2 separate regions of the Homo sapiens genome follow, and region 1 is linked to region 2. Evidence: chromatin contacts called from ENCODE Hi-C or POLR2A ChIA-PET data. All regions are on one chromosome and are shown on one strand. Each heading gives the region's core, a stretch centred on a gene start or an enhancer-like site at or near the end of the contact. The rest is flanking DNA. Distances are from core to core; before and after follow the strand shown.

Region 1 (2,733 bases), core at 14-2,513, 240 kb before region 2:
TTTTAATATCAGGCAACCTTAAGAAGAAGATAAATTTCTCCTTCAATTTTTATTCTTTAGCAAGTTGAAGTCCTTATCTCTCTGCCTGTCTGAATGTGTATCTTACTAGGAAGGCCTAATTCATACTCTATGTTCTCTGTGAAGTTTCCCTTGACCAACACTGGCCTTCCTCTTCTTAATTCCTGGAATACTAATCATCTACACCTCCCATGTGCCATTTCGCACACACACACCACCTACAAATCTTGCTAGTTTTATAGTTCAATGCCTTGCTTTCGTAGCTGGATTGAGAGTGGTGATCTTACTGTGTCTCTGCCCACACTCACAAGGTCTATTGCAATGTCAATACAACATGGGCATCTGATGCAGCTCACACAGATTGATAGATACCAACCACAAAGACATTTGATAACCATAACTCACCTGATGATTAAATTGTCCTCACCAAGGGTCACAACGGTGGCTTCTGTGGCTTGGAGAGACATGAGTTTAGCCAGGGCTTCTGAGGTTTTGCTCTAGGAAATAACCAGAATGTGAAATGAGAGCTATCGAAAGCAGACCTGTCCAAACCCAGCCTGAGAGTCACAAGCGTGGTGTTAGAGACAGCTGGTGCGAGAGAAACAGCCGCACGGCACGATAAAAGGCTCTGCAGGTGGGCGTTACTTGCTATCCACCACACATGGCCACATGTCACTTCCACAGTGATGCACAGTGCCTGTGCCACTAAAGTCCGGGAATTACATTTCAGACTGGAAACAAACATCAGTCTTCCCACTGACCATTTTCTTTTAGGTTCAATCTAATTTCTTTTAGGGCCTGAGTTCCATTCTCTTGTAAGATACATTTCAGTGTTGGGGACAATGAAGGGTGTTAAAAATGGCATGACCTTGAGGAGGATGTATGGATGTCTAGACCAACTACATATTCAGTTTTGCACCAAGAGACAATGTAGGCTCTGCCCTGAAGGCCAGGTTTCTTTAGTTTACACAATACACCTGAATGATGGTTTTAATAATTAACCAGATTAGCTGGGATTTCAGAAGTAGTGACCAATTTGGAGATTAGTGACTAGAGCACCTTAATTATATGGAGGTTTCCTATTTCTTTAAGTCTGTCTCTATGCTGTGTATAATTAGTAATTCTAAACATGGTGTTCAGAGGAAGTGAGATTTGTTTACTGAAGGAGCAGCTCTTTTCTGAACCTGAAGCTGCTGTTACCTTTGCCAAGTGTTCCAGCCACCGGCCCAGGGCAATGAACACAAAGAGCATGGGGGGCGTGTCGAAGAATGTCACAGGGCTCCTCTCCGCCTTCTCAGCCACAGCAACCACCAGGATGACCAGAGAATAAACATAAGCAATGCTTGTGGCCAGGACGATGAGCACGTCCATGTTGGCTGACCTGTGTCTCAGAGATTTGTAGGCCTGAACGTAGAAGTACCACCCACCGAGGAGCTGAAAGACAAGGACAGTGAAGGCTGCCAGCAAGTAGGGAGGAGAGTTCAATGAGCGACACAGGGCCAAGGGCCCTGGGGATGGCAAAGCCTCTAGCTTTGTGCACAGTCGTGACAGTACTTCTTCCTCTGTGATGGGCGTTTATGAAATATACTTTCCCATTCAGAGGACTACTGTCCACAGGAATGGATGACCAAGAGCATGTGAGACCTTTAAAACCCAGTGCTTACAACACAAATGTCCTCTAATAAGAGAATGGTGAAAAGTTGGGGAAAAAAATCACGACTCATTTGTACTGTAGACAGCACAAGGCATTCCATTCCCTAAAGAGAATGGGCTCTATCTATAACCCACTGGCATAAAAGATGTCTAATACATAGTTAAGTGAAAAAGCCAGCTGCACATCAGTCTATCTTGTATGATCCCATTTCAGTTAAAAAAGTCTGTATCTGTATTACGTGAACATATACATACACATACACGCAAGTGTGCATTTTCTCTATATAAAGATTTGGAGAGATTAATGCCCAACTATTAATATCACCATAGCAACACTGGGGAATGAGATTGGGCGGGAGGCAGAATGTGATCAGTGAAAGGGCATCTTCCTCTTTTCTTCTTATACTTCAGTACGGTTTGAATTGTTAATAATAAGTGTACATTACACTTATAATCAAACAAAATATAGAAAAACACAAATTCAGGCTGGGTGCAGTGGCTCACACCTGTCATCTCAGAGCTTTGGGAGACTGAGCTTGGAGGACTGTTGAAGGCCAGGAGTTTGAGACCAACCTGGGCACATAGCAAGACCCTATCTAGCCAGGCATGGTGGCAGGCGCTTGTGGTCCTAGCTACTCAGGAGGCTGAGGTGGGAGGATCGCTTGAGCCCAGGAGTTCAAGACTACAGTGAACTATGATCACATCACTGAACTCCAGCCTGGGTGACAGGGTGAGACCCTGTCTCAAAAAAAAAAAAAAAAAAAAATCCAGCCTACCAATGCTTGCCCCCAAATAGCCCCTAAACATTCCAATATTAGGACAGGGATTTAGTTTTATATTCCAAAATATACACATAGAGGGCACACTTCCCACCAGACACACAGCTAGTTCCTTAATATCACCACCAAAGCAGACGTTTCATGCCTTTCTCTTTTAAATTATAACTTCCTGAAAGACAAGGACCATATCTCCACCTTTTAAGATAGAACACTCAAGAGTGGCATGGGCTCAAGGGTGATCCAGTTGTTGCTTCCAGCAACAAACGTAAATTAACCTAAACAA
Region 2 (2,763 bases), core at 157-2,656:
CCACCTACTCTGGAGGCTGAGGTGGGAGGATTGCTTAAGCCCAGGAGGCAGAGGCTGCAGTGCCACTGCACTTCAGCCTGGGTGACAGAGCAAGAGCCTGTCTCAAAAAAAAGAACGGCAGCAAAAGATGAACATAAGTGCATGTTTATATAATATATAGGTAGATGATATTAGTGTAACTGTATAACACTATGTGAAAAATGAAGCTTTAGTCCCCTTGGAATACACAGGTGAGTATGACTTGTTCCCTGCTTCAAGGGGCTGGTGATCTAGCAGAGATCACAGATGTGGAGCAGGTAAACTAACAAGATAGGCAATGCAACAGGTGCCAGGCCTGTGGAGGCCCAGAGAGGTTGCACCCAGATGGATGAGTTTCCTAGATTTCATTAGCTTCTTCACAAGCGCTTTAGTGCCCAAAGCCAAAGGACAAAGTAAGAGGGAGGGGCACGGAAAGCCCCTCAGCAGCAGGAGGACTTATGGGAGATGGGACGGAAGATGAAGTGGTTTCGTGCCCTTCAAATTAGATTGTCTAGGTACTTGTCTTTCCCCTCCACGTAAGACGACTCGTTCTTAGTATATTCATGTGTAAAACTGCCTTGGATTTTAGGTGCATGGAAGACCAGGATCATGTCACACTAGTGTGTATTGCACAGCATATGACATAGAACTATGTTGAAACAGTGCTTAGCACATGACTTTTGGAGACGATAGAGATATGACCAGGCAGAACTGTCCTCAGGTCAATTTCTAAAGTGCATGAGAGTACTCTGGTTCCCCCAGCCCATCCTCTTGCCTTCTTGTACTCATTCCCCCCGTCCCTTGGCCCCTCTCTATGTTGCCTTTTAGCTTCTCAGAGCCTCCTTGCTTTGGGTCTCACCCAGGCCTGACACCCTTGCCGAGACCTCTCTAAATTAGCCTTTCGTCCCCTCTCCTACCTGTCAAACTGCTCTCTCATCTATCCACCAAGGGGAGGGCTATGTTGTTAAACTAACACTAATGTATGAAAGACCACATTGCTAGCTTACACTTGTACTATCTCATAAAAGTTAATTTTTAAAAGAGGTGCTTTCAAATTTCAATAAGCAAAGGCTTCAGCTGAGATTATTTTCTTTTTGCTTTCCTGGCCTCTGAAGTTATGCTTTCAGGAAACTGCTTCTCTGTCTAAGTGTTAACCTAAGCTGGCCCTTAGATGCATTTGTTATGTTCAAGTGCCCTCTGGAGGCAAACATAGTCTCTTGTTAGATAAAAGACATGCCTGCCAACGACCCACAAATGATTGGCCCCCGTGCTGTGGGGTCCATTCATTCCCATCTTTGTGCATTCCCAGCACAGCCCTGCCTCAGGGCCTTCAGCTTAGGCATGGAAAATTCTTTGGCCTGGAATAGCTGTCCCAAAGATTGTCCCATGACTGATTCCTTCATACCATCCACTTCAGCTCAGCAGTGCTTTCTCAGCCGTGCACCGCATCTAGCCAAGTCGACCTTCCCACTCTGTCATGTCGCGCTGTTTCCTTGTCTTCCGGCACTCAGCACTATCTGAAATAATCTTCCGTTCACTCAACACGTTCATCAAGTGCCTGACCTAGGCCCTGTCTCATGCATTTGGGATAGATCAAGGTACAAATGCAACATGTTCCCTGCCCTGGCGGAATGTACAGGTCTTGGGAAACACGTGGTTTCCTTTCTCATCATCAGCCTCCCTGCTGGAATGTAAGCTCAGTGAGAGCAGGGACCCCTCATCAAGGGGCAGCCTCATTTACTACCTTATCCCAAGAGCCTAGAATTGTGCCTGGTACATCCTTCATGGTCAATCAATATTTGTGGAATGAATAAACAAATGTTTATATTAGCTAGACACAGTGGCTGAGGCGAGAGGTTAGCTTGAGGCCAGGAGTTCGAGACCAGCCTGAGCAACATAGTGAGACCTCTGTCTCACAAAGAAATCTTTTTAAGTTTATATTTTCTATCAGGATACACAACTAACATTTTAAACTTATTTTGCTGTGACAAAGTTCATTCATTCCATTATCACAAGTCTATAAAATGAGACAAACTGTATACCTCATTATTATTCAAATGATCCATAACAACAATAGTTAGCATTTATTGACCACTAAGTATTAGACACTATAATAGTGCTTTATATGTATTGTCTCATCTTCACAAACTTTCCTGAGGCAAGTAACACCATTTTTCACTTTTAAGATGAGAAATTTGAGGCTTACAGGAGCTTCTCACTATCACAAAATCATCAGGTGGGAGAGCCAGCTTTTGAGGACCGGACAGTCGACCCAGAGTCCATGCTGTCAGCCTCCTCCACACAGCTATGTTCACATCAGGAAGTCTGTATTACTCAGCGGCTCCCTCTACCATCCTCTAAAGAAACCCTGCACTCTCTTAGCAGGGCCTGTGAGACCCCTCAAGATCAGCCCTGCCTCCTTCGCTAGTCTCCTTCCCATTACCTCTCCTCCCACCCTGACGGGAGCCCCTGCAGCTCCCAGACGCGGCCATGCCTTCCCCCATCTCCTTGCCATCCAATGCTGTGTTCCCTTCCTCTTCCCTGCCTAACTCCTACTCCTACTTCAAGGCTCAGCTCTTGCCCCAAGCTCCAGAACATTTCCTGGTCCTCTGGGCTGGGTTCTGTGACCATGCTCTACTGCTCCCAGCCCCCTGTGCCTGGCTTTGTGATTCTCAGTGAACGAAATGAGGTGCGGCTTTTCATCTCCAAATTTCCGGTTCTTAATTGGAACAGAGAAATTGACTA

The links. A loop is a pair of places that touch in the nucleus more often than their neighbours do. ChIA-PET counts read pairs that join two places held with the same protein, here RNA polymerase II (POLR2A). Pooled maps may share reads with other maps.
Region 1: a loop to region 2 is called in a pooled map, with 4 times the contacts of the local background. The contact joins two enhancer-like sites. A Hi-C loop is called at or near these places in 2 of 168 maps with a recorded cell type or tissue (naive thymus-derived CD4-positive, alpha-beta T cell and posterior vena cava) and 6 of 50 pooled maps. POLR2A ChIA-PET finds 5 or more read pairs at or near these places in 2 of 52 experiments (CD4-positive, alpha-beta T cell and RWPE1).

The regions. Positions count from the first base shown.
Region 1 is chr13:51,957,093-51,959,825 of GRCh38, forward strand. ATP7B (ATPase copper transporting beta) reads right to left here. Exons shown (of 21, transcript NM_000053.4): 8 at 1,219-1,452; 9 at 424-515. Among named protein-coding and RNA genes, the nearest start is that of ATP7B, 53 kb to the right of the region's middle. Within about 2 kb of position 1,264, at least 3 of the 41 ENCODE cell types and tissues checked have a DNase peak (open chromatin) inside an H3K27ac peak, as active enhancers do.
Region 2 is chr13:52,200,330-52,203,092 of GRCh38, forward strand. No RefSeq gene overlaps it. Among named protein-coding and RNA genes, the nearest start is that of NEK3, 42 kb to the left of the region's middle. Within about 2 kb of position 1,407, at least 2 of the 41 ENCODE cell types and tissues checked have a DNase peak (open chromatin) inside an H3K27ac peak, as active enhancers do.